2 separate regions of the Homo sapiens genome follow, and region 2 is linked to region 1. The links are chromatin contacts, found by Hi-C or POLR2A ChIA-PET in ENCODE. All regions are on one chromosome and are shown on one strand. The core of a region is the stretch at or near the end of the contact, and the rest is flanking DNA. Distances in the headings are between cores, read along the strand shown.

Region 1 (7,831 bases), core at 1,385-3,884:
CTTCCTCCCCTGCACCCACACCTGTGTGTCTCCCTGTTTCCATGAATTCCATCTGGTGCATGGAAACCTGGCCAGCTTCCTTTACTCATCACTGACTTCTCAACAATGATCAAGACCTGTTGATTCTGTTCTCACAGCAGCCTACCAGTCACCATCCCCACTGCCACCACCTCAGCCCAAGCCTTGGCCATCTGGCCTTCCTGACCCTTTTTACTGGCTCATTCTCTACTCTGAAACCTGTGGGATTGTTCTACCATGCAAGCTTGAACACAGCACTCTCCTGCATAAGAGTCTTTGATGGCCCCATGGATACTATATACTCCTTAATCCTTTTATTAACTGGGAGGCCTGGGTGACCTACTCTGGCTTGCCATTGCAGCGTCTGTTTACACTCTTTACTTTGACCTTACTGTACTTGTTGCACTTCTGCAACCTTGCCCTGTTTCCTCTCATCTCTGGGGAACACTGTGTTCTTAAACATCACTTCCTTCAGAAAGCCTTTCCTGCTTCCCCCTCCTTACACCTTCCTCCTCCATGCTCCCTAAACTTGATGGGAGAACTCTCGCGTGTTAGGGAAGCATCATCCCCAGTGGGGCACTTATCAGTGTGTTGTCATCACCTGGTTATTTGTCTCATTCTCTGTGGGCCATACCTGTCTTCCCAGTTGTATCTCCTCAGTGCCAAGCACAGTGGCTGGAACAGAGTGACAAACATTTATTTATACGTGACATGAATGAGTAAACAAATGAATTACACCGGAATAGATTTCTGGACAATTCATTTTGCAAAAAGAGGAACTTTAGCTCCGCACTTTGGAGATGCCAGTGTCTTTGAGATGTTAAGGACTTTTTGTTTTGTTTTTGTTTTTTAATTCTTTAACTATGTTACAGGTTTAGCAATGCCTCCGATTCAGGAATTTGTTTAAAACCCCCCAGTGGCTTAGAGCTGCACATAGAATAAAATCTAAACTGTTTCTCATGGTCTACATGGTCAGCCATTGTTTACCTGACTTAACTAACCTCTCCGACTTCCCCTGACACGGCTGCCTCCCTGGCTTGTACGCTCCTGTGCTTATTCTTGTCCCCGTACAAAGCACATCCATTCTCGCTGTGAGGCCTTAGCAGCACCTGCTCCTGCTGCCTCAGAAGGTTCTTCCCTGATCCTTACATGCTATAGCCTGCCCTGACCCTTCTGTCCCCACACCCATCACTGTCTACCACATCACTCTGTGTTATTTCCCTAATAGTAGTAAGAGTTGACAACTCTTACTACTCTTACTACTGTTAACTCATCTCAGCTACTATTCTGGAGGAACACAAAGCACTCGGCTTTGGTGCTAACCCACTGGGAGTTGGCCTTATCTTGAACAGTTGCAAAACTCATCCACAGTTCATCATCTGCTGAAGAGTGGCTTGCAGATGATGAACTGGGAAACTCCATAGGTTTCCCTCTGAAATGTTCTTGCCCGGTATTTCACTCGTTTGTCTCTCCTCATGACACTAAGCTCCATGAGAGTAAGGCCTGTCCTGTCTTGTGTATCACAGGATTCTCAGCACTTAGGACAAGACCTGGCTCTGATGCTTCCTAAATATTTGTTAAGTGAATCCGTTTTAGTTTAAAAAAACAATAAAACTTGGTTTGTTGATAAGCTATGAACTCCTTTACCCAAACCCTGTCATTAACATGGAAGATGCACAAGATCATTTATTGTCTACTCTAGCTAATTGGCCTAGGAGATAATTCACATAACAATTGATTTTTATATACTCATAGCCCTGAAATTTCCTGGCTATAAAGACAAATCCCTTGCTCTATGTGTGTGGTGGCCTGGCCATGCCAGTTCTCTTAAGTAAACAGTCACTCTGTCGTTATCCACCCAATTCTCAAAATCAAGCCCCATGTAAATAGTCATCTCCATAAATCCTGTCAAGAAAATTAATTTTTAGGGTACAGTCATTGGTTTTATTGTAGTCCTCCTAATCCTGTGTGACATAGATCCTTTGGAAAGTTGGTGCTACCAGTTGGGAAGTGCCCCAGCAGGCCCCGTGGTTGTCTGGCTTTGTTGACTGTCTGAATGCAACACGTTGACAATGGGTTAGCTGCTTTGGTTTTAGGGTTATTCTCCTTATGCCTCATGCAAATGAAAAGTGGCAAAAAAAAAAAAAAAAAAGAAAAAAAAACCTCATTTCCTTTCCTAGATAAGGCCTGTAGGGGAATTTCGGCTGTTCTTGGTGGCAGTATAATCTCACAAAAGATGTATAAACACAGTGCTTTGCCAAATATTTACAGAGCTGAGGGGCAAGAGGTGGGTTGGCATAGGGCCAGATTAAAATGTCCTGGAAGGTTTTCTGTGATTCCTCAGAATGCCAAATTCATATACATGGTCTCCTCACCTGTGAAATGGGGCTAATGGTAGGACCTGCCTGCTGATCTTATCGTGGGGATTGAGGAGATAATGAGAGCCGTGTGCTCCGTGACCTGCCTGGTAATAAGCCTTCAGTAAATGTTAACTCTTAGTACTATTAGCTCATCTCAGCTACTATTCTGGAAGAACACAAAGCTCACAGCTTTGGTGCTAACCCACCGGGAGTTGGCCTTATCCTGAACAGTTGCAAAACTCACCCACAGTCCATCCTGTGCCGGGGAGCAGCTTGCAGGCAACTCATTTCTTGAGCTCTTCCCTGCCCACACGTACTGTGAGTTGCCAAGAAAGCAGCAGCTGCATTCACCAGTGGAAATTCCCCCGGGGCCTCCTCGGACGCCACCCCTACCTCTGGTTATGGGCGAAGGCGTACCAGGGGAATGGCTTCCTCCACCAACTCCTTAGTGTCTGATGTAGGTCTCTGACTACCAGTGTGAGTCCTGTGGCTCCTCAGCAGTGTCTCTGCGCCTGTCTCTGTCGTGCTCCTAAGCAGGCAGAGATGCTGGTGGAGAATATAGTAGAAGGGACTTGGGGAAGGACTCCATTTTCTTAAGTTTCAGTAGAAGTTTGGATAACCTGTAGTTTTTAAAGATTGATGCTCCTGCCTTCTTTCCTCTCCTCATGGTAACCAAATGGTTTGAAGTTCCCTTTGCCCCTGTTCAGAAACTCTGACCCTTGAATAAAGGGGTAAAGTATTTAGATTCTGAAAGTTTCATGGGGGAAAGGGGTTAAGGGAAAGCAGTGTATGTGTGCAAATGCTGACAGTCTGAATATTACATTATCTATTTCAACAAATAAACCTTGGACCAGATCAGGCTATCCAATACAGAGACAACATTGATCTTTCAGGAGGGATCTGCCAAGTCTGAAATGCCAGCTGTCCCTTCCTGCCCATTAGGGGGTAGAGAATGCCTCTTTTGGACTAGCTGAAATACTCATTACAAATATTCAGGCCTCCCCCTAACCTGAATTAATGTATTATTGCTTATCCTTTTGTCTCTCCCGTAAAAACATGTATAAGGAGCATTCCCTGGTGATTCCCTGAGGGTTATGGAGGGACATTTTACCTGCCAGAGTGTCTCCAGCATCACAGCTGGAGGTGCCGTGGGTGGGGGTCTGTGTGCCTGTGTGTGTGCAGCATGTGTGTATCTACTATATAAAAGCTCATTCATTCCCTTGCTATAATTCAGTGTTCAGACTCAGCTTGCTGACTGATGGACTGGGGGAAGCCAGTAATTCTTAATTCAGGAGAAGAGGCTAAGGGAGAACAAATCTACCCTCCTGTCTCTCATCGGCCCCCTTGTTCTGAAACACTGCAGTGGTTCAGAGAAGTCCCCTCTTAGAGCTTTCATTTCTTTTGGAGGGATGGTTTGAACCTAGACTGGATCTGCCCCATTTTTGCCTTAGCAAGTCTTGATGAGTTCATTGGACAGAGGCAACAAAATCCATATACTCAAGAGACTGAAAAAGGGGAGAGGAGGGAAGGAACGTGTGTGAGGCCAAATTGCCCCACTGGGGGTGGGATTATAAAGGAGTGCGACCTTTCTGGCAATACGTGTTGTAAGCCTTATGATGGGCTTATATTTTGACTCAGCCACTGCACCCCTAGTATTTATCAGAAGGAATTAATGAGAGGTCTATGCAACAGTGAGTGGATTTTTACCCCTGTATTATTTACTATAGTAAGAGAAATAATTTAAATGTCCAACAATACTGATGGTTGGGTAGTTTTCACACAGCCATGAACTACAATGCAACTACTGAAAATTATATTGCTGATAACTGTTTATTAATATGGGGATATTACATAACAAAACTACTTTGTTGAAGAAAACAGAGTGAAAAAGTATGTAAATTATGGTGTCATTTTAATGCACAAGATGAAATATGTATGGATACATATATACACAAAGAAAGGTTCTAAAATAGTCACTAATGTGTTAACTGTGGTACCTGGAGTAGGAGTACTGATAAGATTGGTTTGGTTTTGTCTTTTGCCTGTTGTTTTTTAACAATAAGTATGAAGTCTTTTTATAGCTAGAAACAACAAAGTTTCTTTCTGTATTAAGAAAAAATTTCTGCATTAAAAATATATGTTATGGGGCATCCCTCCTTTTTTTCTTTTACCAAAAACGAAGTAGAAAGAAAGTAAGCTGGCTCTGAATATTTGAATTAAGCAGAGCCCTGGAGTCCTCCTTGTTTATTTTTGCTTTTCCAAAAGCAAATTTTTCCAAAAGCAAAAAATGGCTGCACACACCCTAAGGCTATTTATTTCCTTCCTTAACTCCACTACTTTATCCGGTTCAGCAAGTATCAATCCTTGCCATTCTGTCAAGAGAGCACTTTCTGTTTACCAGACACGGTGCCCACCTCTTGATGTATGTTAACTCCTGCAGTCCACACAAACACCCTTTAGGGTAACTTTTACCCTCGTTTTCAAAAGAGGGGAGTGAGGCAGAGTTGTCACAAGGCTGGCGAGCAGAGGAGTGAAGCTTCCCAGCCACACTCTGCCTGCACTACCCCTCCCTTGCTTTCCCACTTGACCTTGCATCCCCGGTGGGAAGTTTCTCACTGAATGTCCTCTAGGCCTGTCTTCCTAAAGGAGCCATCCTATTTAAAGAGCCAGGATTTAGCTTCTCTGCAGAGATGAGGGCAGGGAGAGAAGTAAGAAGTTAAGAGGCCATGGCTCAGAAGGAAAAGGAGGGAGGAAAGCTATTGCAATGGCCCACCTGCCACCCTCAAGAAAGCCATTCTCAGAAGCCTAACATTCAAGGATCCAGTCCAGCCTACCTTGTCCAGCTTAGGAATGGGAACTGTTTGTCACTCACCTTGTGGAATATTATAATATCACCTTGTAGAGTATTATAATAAGAATGAGCAGTGCCATCTCTGGCAGCATTTGTATGAAACGTTATGTCATGCTGCTTTTAAGAACATGGAGTCCAAGGATAAAGCCAACCCCAAGGAGGAAGTAATGCCCTGTGACTCTGTCCCTTTCCCCCAACCCTGTCCCCACTCCATCTCCACATGGGGCTCCTAAGAAGCCATCCACAGCAGTGCCTAGGGACTCAGACTCCTCACTATGCCACCATCAGTATGAGTGTGGACTGGGAGGTACTGATTCTTCCCCATCTTCCCAGGCCTATTTGCTACAACATCAAGCCTCTCTTTGATAACACCAGCTTTTCTTTGAGCAAACCAATGGAGAAACAGACATCTCCTGTTTTCCTGCCCTGAAAGAAGAGTCTGGGGCTTACTGAAGTTTCATAAATGAGCCAGAGCTCAGGATTGACACCTCCATGTGAACATGAAATTTTGAGCTTTGGGCACAGGTAATTTGATACCTGTGGACCTATTTGCCACTGGTAATACAACCTGAGCACCTATGAACTTGTCTGTGAACATTTTCCATTGGGGAGCTTTGCTGTGCAGACACAGTGACAGGGCTGTGCTAAGACAGGAAGTAATCCTAGAATGAAAGCTCTAGAACCTGAGATGTAGTACTTTTTCTCTCTTTCCATTTGGTTGCATGATGATGCAATTCTGTCTTCATTTTCACTTCTGTGTGGATCAGTGCCTTAGGATTTAGAGATGGTACAAATACCAAGTCCTTAAATCTACTCTTCATTTTAAAATAAAAGCAGCATTTTTTCAGGACAAGCCAAGCATATTCTAATTATAACAGCTACCATTTAGTAAACACTATATGCCAGGCTTTAATATACTAAGTATATTGTATATATTATCTCCTTTAATTATCACCAATCCTATGAGGTGTAAGTATTATTAATGATCCCCATTTTGCAGGCAAAGAAAATGAGGGACACAGAGGTTAAGTTGCCCAGGGTGACACAGCTAATAAGTGGCAGAGCCAGTAATTGAAGGCTATCTGACCCTAAACTCCTGCACTTAACTGTTAATTCAGTATTCTTAAGAATATTGTTTTCTTTTAGAAATCTGCTTATCAAGTATGACAAGTTTTCTCTGAAAACAGATAACCCATGAAACTATTGAGAAGCTTCCAAGCCATTTTTTCCTCTTTTCTATTTAATGTGTATTTATGAGATCATGGAATGGCATTTCACCTGTTTCAACAGCTTCTAGGGCAATTCAAGCAAATTTTCTGGAAGTCTGCTTGGTTTGTGTCAGGCATTTCCTGGTCCCTTGTGTCTGCCGGGCTTGTGGAGGAGGCGTGTGGAAGCTTTTTTCTGAGCCATCCGCCCTGTGGAAGCCACACAGGCAAGGCCAGAGGAGAACAGTGGCACAGGCATTCAGAAAAGCCCAGTTTCCCGACGTCAGTTTGCCTGAGGTCAGGCGGAGCACCAGCACTTTCTGGCTCTTAGAAAATGACTCAACCCCTCCAACCTGCAGCTTACCCCTATGCAAAATCAGGGCTGCCCTTGCAGGACTGTTGGGACGAGTCAGTGACAGGGGAGTGTCCAGCCCTACCTGGCATGTCATAAGTGCACTCTATCCATTGGGAGCTGTTATTTTAGAAGCAGGACTTCGTGTTGTTGCTATGTCTTGCCTCAGCAGAGAGAAACATTTTGCTCTTGACACTGATTGTCCCTTCTCAGCTGTAAGGAGGCCACAGCCCCCTTGATTTTGAACCCAAAAATGGAAAATGAGAGCATTCCATCTCACAGGACACTTTCGCAAACTACACCAGCCCAGTCTGATCCCTCCCTTCTCAGAATCCCTACAGTTCTTTTGACCAAATCTCAGATTAGCACTAAAAGTTTATTAATTCAGTGGATAAGAAGCTTACACATATTTCCAGAGCCAAAAAGAATAATAAAATCCATGCAAACAAATAAAAGGTTTTAGAGGAACAAAGTAATCACAACAGTGTTTTGCTACTAAGTACAATACGTGGGGGCATTCACACTTCCCAGTCATTTCCAGAGCTGACCTAGAACACAATAGGAACCAAGATCAGTGGTTCCCATCTCTGGTTGCTCATCAGAACCACAAGGCCAGAGCAGGAATAGTATTTTGAAGATATAGCTTCTTAGGCCCCAACCCTGCCATAGTCATTCAATTTCTTGCTAATGTTAGGACTTGCCATTTTGTAAAGTACATTTGATTTTCTTTCATTTTTGTAATTTTGTCATTTGTAATAGTCCTTCCCGGAGGGGAGTCTCCCTTCCTTCCTATAGTTTTCTGGGAGAATGACAGAAAATTTGAGTATATATAGTAGAGTACCATTTTGTCATGATAAGGCTGGGTGACAATGTTGGAAGAAGGAAGAGCTGACAGAGACATGCTGTGGGGTTTTGGGGATGACATTGTGGAAAGTTTACCCTCACTAACATTTCAGGTAGGTATATTTGAAAGTGTAGACTGATGATTTCTGAAGGGAACTGAATGAGCTTGTACCACTGTGACCATGAATACCGTTGCAAGTGA
Region 2 (7,831 bases), core at 2,945-5,444, 130 kb after region 1:
TAGATTATGTTTTTTTATTTTTATTTTTTTGAGATGGAGTCTCGCTCTGTCGCCCAGGCTGGGAGTGTAGTAGTGTAGTGGCATGACCTCACTGCAACCTCTGCCTCCCAGGTTCAAGCAATTCTCCTGGCTCAGACTCCCGAGTAGCTGGGATTACAGGTGCACGCCACCACGCCTGGCTAATTTTTATATTTTTAGTAGAGACAGGGTTTCACCATGTTGGCTAGGATTGTCTCGATCTCAGGACCTCGTGATCCACCCGCCTCGGCCTCCCGATGTGCTGGGATTACAGGCATGAGCCACCACGCCCAGCCAATAGATTGTGTTTTAAACAAATAATAGTTTGGGGTAGATGGTTAACTGTATCAGGTTCAATTCTTTGTAAAGAATAGGCCACAAAATTGACCACTAGACTATAATTCACCTTTGTTCAGAGCTGCTCTCCAATGCCAAATATCTGTACCAGCTGTTTCAATTTCTTTTTGTACTCTATAAATATCCTAGCTTCTTTACTTGGACAGAAAATGGAAGCACTAACCCAATTCTATCCCCTATAAATCAAAAGTACGATCAACAGATACATCTATTGATGAAGTGGTTATAATACAAAAAAGTTATACCCTATAAGGAATCTCTAAATCACTGTCCTACAGTTACTGGAAGAAAAAAAGAAAAAAAATCACCCACTGCTAAAAATGAAAAATTCCAAAGTTTTGTTTATATCCAACTGAAATGTCAGGATGTGCACATTACGCCAATCTTGATTTCTTTATCCCAGGTATGTCTTGTGCACAGCTAAGACTCTGAGCTATAGGATCAGAGGCAATGTACCTTCATAAGTTAAAAATAGCCCTTTGTGGTTATTAGCATGAAGTTGGACAAGTCTATCTATCTGTTCCTTATCTATAAAATGAGGAGTTTTAACTAGTATTCACTATTTCATAACACATGGCCACGTACAACTAATAGTCATTTCCTGTCAATCCATTCATTCATTCCTTGACTCATTTATTTATTTATTTTTAGACAAGTTCTTGCTACGTTGCCTAGGCTGGAGTACAGTGGTGTGTCATAGCTCTTTGCAGCCTGAATCTCCTGCTTTAGCTTCCTGAGTAGCTGAGACTACAGGTGCGATGCCTGGATAACGTTTTTTTTTTTTTTTTTTTTCCTGTAGAGACGGGGTCTCGTTATGTTGCTCAGGCTGGTCTCAAACTCCAGGCCTCAAGCAATCCTCCCATCTTGGCCTCCCAAATTGCTGGGATAATAGGTGTGAGCCACAGTGCACAGCCCATTTTCCTTGAGCCACAGTGCCCAGCCCATTTTCCTGTCAACCCTTCTGATAAGACAATGAGATATCTTATTTTGGAGTTCCTGTGTCTTCTACTACTTGGTAAATTCCCTTTCTAACTAATAGAAAGATGAGTCTTCAAGTCAGCTGAAATTTTGTGACTTTGTTTTGTTTATATGGTATTCATTTTTGTGGTTAAAGTCTATTTTTGGCAAATAATTCTGGTTTTCTATTTATGGTGGGTGTGGTAGCCAGCCTCCCAAGATGGCCCCCAGTGATCTCTGCCTCCTTGAATGCATGGTCTTGTGCAGTCCCTTTCCGTCCTTTACCAAGATTGGTCTGTGTGGCCAATAAAATATGGCAGAAGTGATGGCATGTTACATGTGAAATCAGATAATAAAAGACAATAGTTCTGCTGCATTGATCACATACTCTCTTGGATCATTTGTTATGGGGGATGTAAATTATAATGCTACTCACGTTACTCCACAGAGACCACAAGGATGCCAGCTTTGGCTAGTGTAGTAGTCCCACCTATTGATTAGAGTCAAAAGTAAAGCCCACCCCTGCCTAGTGTAAAGCTCTGAATAAAGTGCAACAACTTGCTGATACCCATATTATACTATGCCAATTTTGAGGGATAATCTATAATTCTAGCAGGTATTAAGAATGGAGTGCTAAGTGTAAGATATTTTCAATTCACAATGGGTTTATCTGGAGGCAACCCCATTGTAAGTCGAGGAGCCATACTGAATGCGTATCACTTTCCCACCATCATAAAAGTTGAAAAATCGTTAAGTCAGGGACTGTCCGTATTATTATTATCACTGCATTTATATCGTGGAAATACTTAAGCAGTTAAGAAAGTGAGGAGTAAAGTGAGGACACGAAGACGCTTCTGTCTTCTGCGTATGTGTTAAGTAACATCCACTTTATTAGGAGCAATGCACAAAGCAGGGCTGGGCTTTACTTTTGACTCTAATCAATAGGTGGGACTACTACACTGGCCAAAGCTGCCATCCTTGTAATCTTTGTGGTGTAATATGAGTAATTTTATAATTTGCTAATGTATTAAAAAGTAAAACAAAAGAAAATGACTCATCTAACTCTCATGGATATGCAAACACAACATGAGACAAATAATAATAATCCTCATACAGTGAATGAATAATTGTTTCTTTAAAAAATTAATATAATCAGAGCTTTAGGCCAAGCTACTTTCAAACTGCTTTAGAAATAACTAAATTATATGACAATTTTTTTCCTAGAGGAGTCACTGGTAGTATTAGGACATTTTAGACTCTCTTCTAATAAATTTGCTATGGAATGAATTTCTCATTCTTTAGGGAGATAATGCTGTTGCCCTGTCAGCAGTCTGAATCCATAACAAAGTAAGATTTGTGTTAATACAACATTTATATAGTGAAATCAGTTTCTCTAAAATACCTTTCCTGACCTCCTCAGGCCGAGTTTCTCTCTCCCTCATCTATATTATAATCTCTGTACCTTGTCATTGTTAACTCATCTTTCACTTCAGTGGAGTGTGACTTCCCAGAGGGTAAGGATCAGGTCTTATTGGTATTTATACCACTTAGCACAGTGCCCTGGCTTAATAGAAAAAAAAAATGAATAAGAAATGAAATGAATATCTTTTTTTTTTCCTGTCACAGTTCTCACTGTGACTCATTTTTGCCAGGCCAGTAAAGTTGGTGACTTTGAAACCTATTAGCTTATGGAAGTTAAAGCCCATGTTTCTAATACAATGAACATTATGTTATGCCCAAACTTAACACCATCATTTCATATGATAGCACTTTCTTATAGTGTTACCTTATGCTCCCTGACCAAACTCCCAGACATCAACTTGTACTTTTCTATTTTATTCTAGATCTTTTTGTATTGTTGTTTTAAATACTTTCCTGCCCATTAGAGGACCTAGGAGCCACCCTCCTCTCCCCTCTTAACTGATATTTAGCCTTTCATGGGCTTTGCATATAATGGAAATTTCAAAATCCACCCTGAGAAATGAAAACCAAGTAGAGGAAAAATAAACTCTTCAAAACACACACTACCTTCCACTGCTCTTTTGAAGAAAACTTTACAGCTTCCACAAGTTAAGACTCCATAATGACATCCTGAAGCTTCATCAGAGCACACCAGGCAGAGTTTGGGAGGTGGTCCTGTTGTTGCTGTTGAGGAGCTGGATGGAGGAGAGCTTACATCTGGTCTCATGCTGGGGCTAAAGAAGGGGAAGAACAGTGTTATGATTTAACTGTCAAAGGAATATCAAAATACAGTTCTCTTAGCTTCTCACTTCATAGTCAGAATGCTCACAGTGAACTCTGGCTTCAAGTGCTAGCAGGCACTAAAATATCCTAGCTAAATATATTCAAATCATGTTATATTCTTCTTTAAACAAAATTAAGAATGAGGTCATTTCTTTTGAAGTGTCTCCAAAATAGAATGGTGTGGTTCTGGTTCACTTCTTCTTCTTTTTTTTTTTTTTTTTAGATGCTTAGGATTTATTTTTATAATCACGTTTATTAAGGTGTCACATACAGTAACATTTACTGTTTTCTAAGTCTATAATTTATGGTTTTTGTTAAATGAATATTCATGTAACTACTATCACAATCAGGAGAGAGGATATTTCCATCATCCCAAAAAGATGCCTCCTATGCCTTTAATTGCTTAGGCCATAATTTTTTTCCTAATTTTAAGATCTTATACAGGCATCTTTTAAAATTCAATCAAGTGTCATTACAATTCTACCCATGTTTCCTACTAGAGTCAAAATTTTTTTACAATCTTAAAGTTTTTGTCCCATGTCTCTAATTCCTAATGTCATCTTGGCTGAAACCACAATTTCATATGACTCAGAGAAGACTGATCCAGAAACATTTTCTATAACCTTCCTGTCTGGCTTGCAGTAAGATTGGACAAAGCACTAGGCTTTCAAAAGTGAGTTCCATTCTGCCCACTCCACTCTATGACTGTTTGGCTTGAAGAAGAAGACAGAAATGTGAATCTGCTTCTCTTACTAGGTCTCTAACATTTTTCATAGTCTCACCACAAAGAGTGCAGGTCTAGTGATTATTAGCTGTTTAAAAGATAATTTGTTGTTTTAAAAATTTTCAATCTCAAAAAAAATTGGAAAGAATTGTACAATGGATATATACTTTTCACCAATATTCACCAAGTCTTAACATTTTGCCACATTTAATGATAAAGATATATTTTTATAAACCAATGAAACAGTGATCTTTCTATTACTGGAGGAAAAATTAATTATTGCATTTCATATTACATGACACAATGGTTTTCAATGTTGTATTTTCCTAAGGAATTTTCCTCTTACGTGCTGACTTTAGAACCAAAACTGTATTATGCAGCTAAAATGATTTTGTAGCCTTCTGCTTGTAATTAGAGACTGCCCATTCCATTTTTGGTTGTGTTCTTAAGCAAATCTTCAAAAACATGGATGCTGGCAACCTGTTGATTCTGGAATTCTACATATTAAAGTCCGTTTTGCTTATCATCTATACAAGTTCATAAATATACTAGTACCTCTCTCTAAACTTTTCTTAATTTGCCTTTTCTCTAAAAAAGATGGAACTTAGAAATAAACTTAAATTGGGTGTTCGTTGTCTCTGTTATTCTTTATTATCTCTTGCTTTTATTTATTTCAGCCAATAACAGTAGTAAGTCTCAATTACAAATATGTTTAAACTAATTCACAGAGCAAAGTAACTTAAAATTTTTTTCTAGTTATCAATCTGGTTAGAAATTACATTTATCAAGTAATGTAGTTTGTTGCTAATGTTCCGTTTAGGAATAAAAGTTAAAAGGTAATAATAATGGAATGACAATTTCTTTTATAAATGTTACCTTAAGTAATTAAGCCAGTAAATCCAAACGATCGCCCTAAATTCTATCTTCAAATGAAGCTTCCTGAATCTTGCCAACTGCCTGCTTACCTAACAGGCTTAGTCAATAGGACAGCATTCCCACCACCCTAATTCTGGGAAAAGGCCCCAGGGTTTCACATTGTTCTCTGAACACTGTTAAGAAGAATTTGTAGATGCTTCCGTATTACAAGGCATTCATTCCCTGCTAGATTTGGGCGAGTGGACTGACTACACGTCGAAAGCCTGTAACAGAATAACCTGAAATGACTCTGCTGTAGGTCCGGCACAGGCCACCCCTGATTAATGGAAACTTGTGACTAATGTAGAGGAGCTGCTTTGGGCCAGAGTTTTCCAGAGAAGTAGGAAGGTCCTGGAACAGTGAATGGTGCGACAATGTGTTGGGGAAGCAAAAACTCCTCTGGCTTCTATTCTGAAGATACTCCTATTCTTGCTCAGCCAGTCTCTGTCACCTGACATCTATTTTTAGGGACCAAACAGTTGTTTGTATATTAGTTTACAGAAAACGAGTGCATTGTTTAAAGGTTAGGACAGTATTCTGTAATGTTTACCCCATTAATTATATATACACACATATGCATATATAGTATGTATTTATATTTTAAATAATAGTTTGTAGTACTTCGTAGTTTTAGCTCTCAATAACCCTGTGAAAATGACATCATCACCCCTGGATGCGGTCATACGGGCCGTGGCAGGTGGTTCATCAGGGAGCCTATCTACGGTGAAGCTGACATATTTTAGATCCCAGCTGTACCACTTCACAGCTTCTGTTACCTTGGGTAGGTATCTACTACTTTGACCCCTGAGTTTCCTCATCAGTAAACTGGGAAGGATATCACCTGTGTGTGTGTTGTGAAAATAAGGTAACACATAGAAAATCTACTACAAGTTCCTGCTTCTAGCAGGCACTCAATACATGTTCCTTTTTCTTTTTCAGGAACACTGAAGATTTTATGAGTAAGTATTATATAAATGGAAGGTAGTATTAAGTCTAAATCCTAGGACCGTATTCCCAAATTCTTAGATATTACAATGTATGCAAAACATGTTCAGGCCACTCAACTGTAAGCTACAGATGACAAGGGAAAGTAAAAATGAACAAATGGATTGATAGTACAGTAGCTGAAAATTTGGAACCTCAATCAGGCTTTTGGCATCCCTTCAGGCAGTCGTTCTGGGCTACATCAGATAAGAACTGAGTACATGGAAAGCTGCCAGATGTACCATAGACATCGGTGAAAAAAGCCAATTTTTGTCATACAAATAGGAGGAGTAAGATAGCCTATAATGAACACCATTGGAAAAAATGGATGAATGCTAAATGGTATTCAGTTGCAAGTTTGATATTGTTAAAAGGGCTAGGGTACAACAAAATGGTTAGAACTCAAGAGAAAACCATATGGAATTGACATCTTTTATTAAGGATACATGGCAGAAGGAACCAAAAGTATACCATAGTAAGAGTGCATATTTCACCCCCTTTGAATGGGAAAGCTAAAATATCCTGGTCTTAAGGGCATCATTATCTGTAATAGTTATTGATTGCTCAATGTGTGTTCACTCACAGCTGTGCCAAACATTCTGAGAATGTTAAGAAGTTCCATTATGAACTATTGCTAGGGTGCTTGCTTTTAAGTGAGGAACCCTTGGAACAAAATGCCTTGTTCCAGGTGAATACCTGAATGCTGGTGGTTCCCAATCAGAATGGCAAATGTAGTAGAAACCGAATAATTCCTGAGGCTGAGTTTATGTTAGAGTTCAGAGAGAGAAAACCATGCATAAAGCTAGATATGTCTACTTAGTTTTGTTGCAAGCAAAGCAATTGCTACAAGGAGGATTATGGGTGAAAGTCATGGATGGATTATGAGTTAATCACACACCTAGAGAAGCATGTAAAATGTGCAGGTAAATTACACCCATTCATTCAGGCAGACGTTTCCTGGCACCTGAATGAAAGGCAAGCACTGTGAGGATCCAGTATCATGCTACAAATGATAACGAACCTTGAAACTCTGGTCTAGGATGGAGTACCAGAATATTTTGTAGCCGCCTCTTGTGTCTCAGTACTATTACGAAGAGAATCAGCTTTACATACAGACAAATCTGGGTTCAAATCCTAGTTCCAGTGCTCTAATAGCTGTGACAGTGGCTAGCTGACTTAACTTCTTTGAGTCCATTCCCTTATTAGTGCCATTTTAGGGGGTTTGTGTGGATTATATATATTAGAGTTATATAAAGCATTGTTACATACTTGGTGATCATCACACAATAGGTCTCTACCCTACCCCCAAGGATTACCTTCTTCCTTTCTGGAGGATCTTAGGGAAAGAGAAGTGCTACAGTCTTCCCCATGAGCCTGTAGAAGGTTAATGGTCCTCCAGAAACTTAAGTTCAGGTAATTATAGATTGCCTTTTCTGATTACTACACCAAAATTGGACAATTTCGTTTTTTAAAGGTTTTAGTATTGCAATGTGGAATCCAAAACTGTTATCAATGAACTTTTGATTGTTACATTGAAATATGTCAGTCTATCTTGCACTTTGAATGTATCTTTTACCCATGCATGATTTTGTATTATCATGCATTAGTCATCTGGAAAATACTGGTTCACTG

What was found. A loop is a pair of places that touch in the nucleus more often than their neighbours do. ChIA-PET counts read pairs that join two places held with the same protein, here RNA polymerase II (POLR2A). Pooled maps may share reads with other maps.
Region 2: a map of PC-9 shows a loop between it and region 1 (2.7-fold over the local background). The contact joins two enhancer-like sites. A Hi-C loop is called at or near these places in 2 of 168 maps with a recorded cell type or tissue (PC-3 and PC-9) and 1 of 50 pooled maps. POLR2A ChIA-PET finds 5 or more read pairs at or near these places in 2 of 52 experiments (WTC11 and activated B cell).

What each region holds. Positions count from the first base shown.
Region 1 is chr5:143,180,922-143,188,752 of GRCh38, forward strand. The region is part of intron 20 of ARHGAP26 (Rho GTPase activating protein 26); the gene reads left to right. Among named protein-coding and RNA genes, the nearest start is that of ARHGAP26-IT1, 7.7 kb to the right of the region's middle. RefSeq lists enhancers at 2,412-2,571, 2,892-2,941. Within about 2 kb of position 2,635, at least 8 of the 41 ENCODE cell types and tissues checked have a DNase peak (open chromatin) inside an H3K27ac peak, as active enhancers do.
Region 2 is chr5:143,310,642-143,318,472 of GRCh38, forward strand. It overlaps NR3C1 (nuclear receptor subfamily 3 group C member 1), which reads right to left. Exons shown (of 9, transcript NM_000176.3): 3 at 3,361-3,527. Among named protein-coding and RNA genes, the nearest start is that of NR3C1, 89 kb to the right of the region's middle. Within about 2 kb of position 4,195, at least 5 of the 41 ENCODE cell types and tissues checked have a DNase peak (open chromatin) inside an H3K27ac peak, as active enhancers do.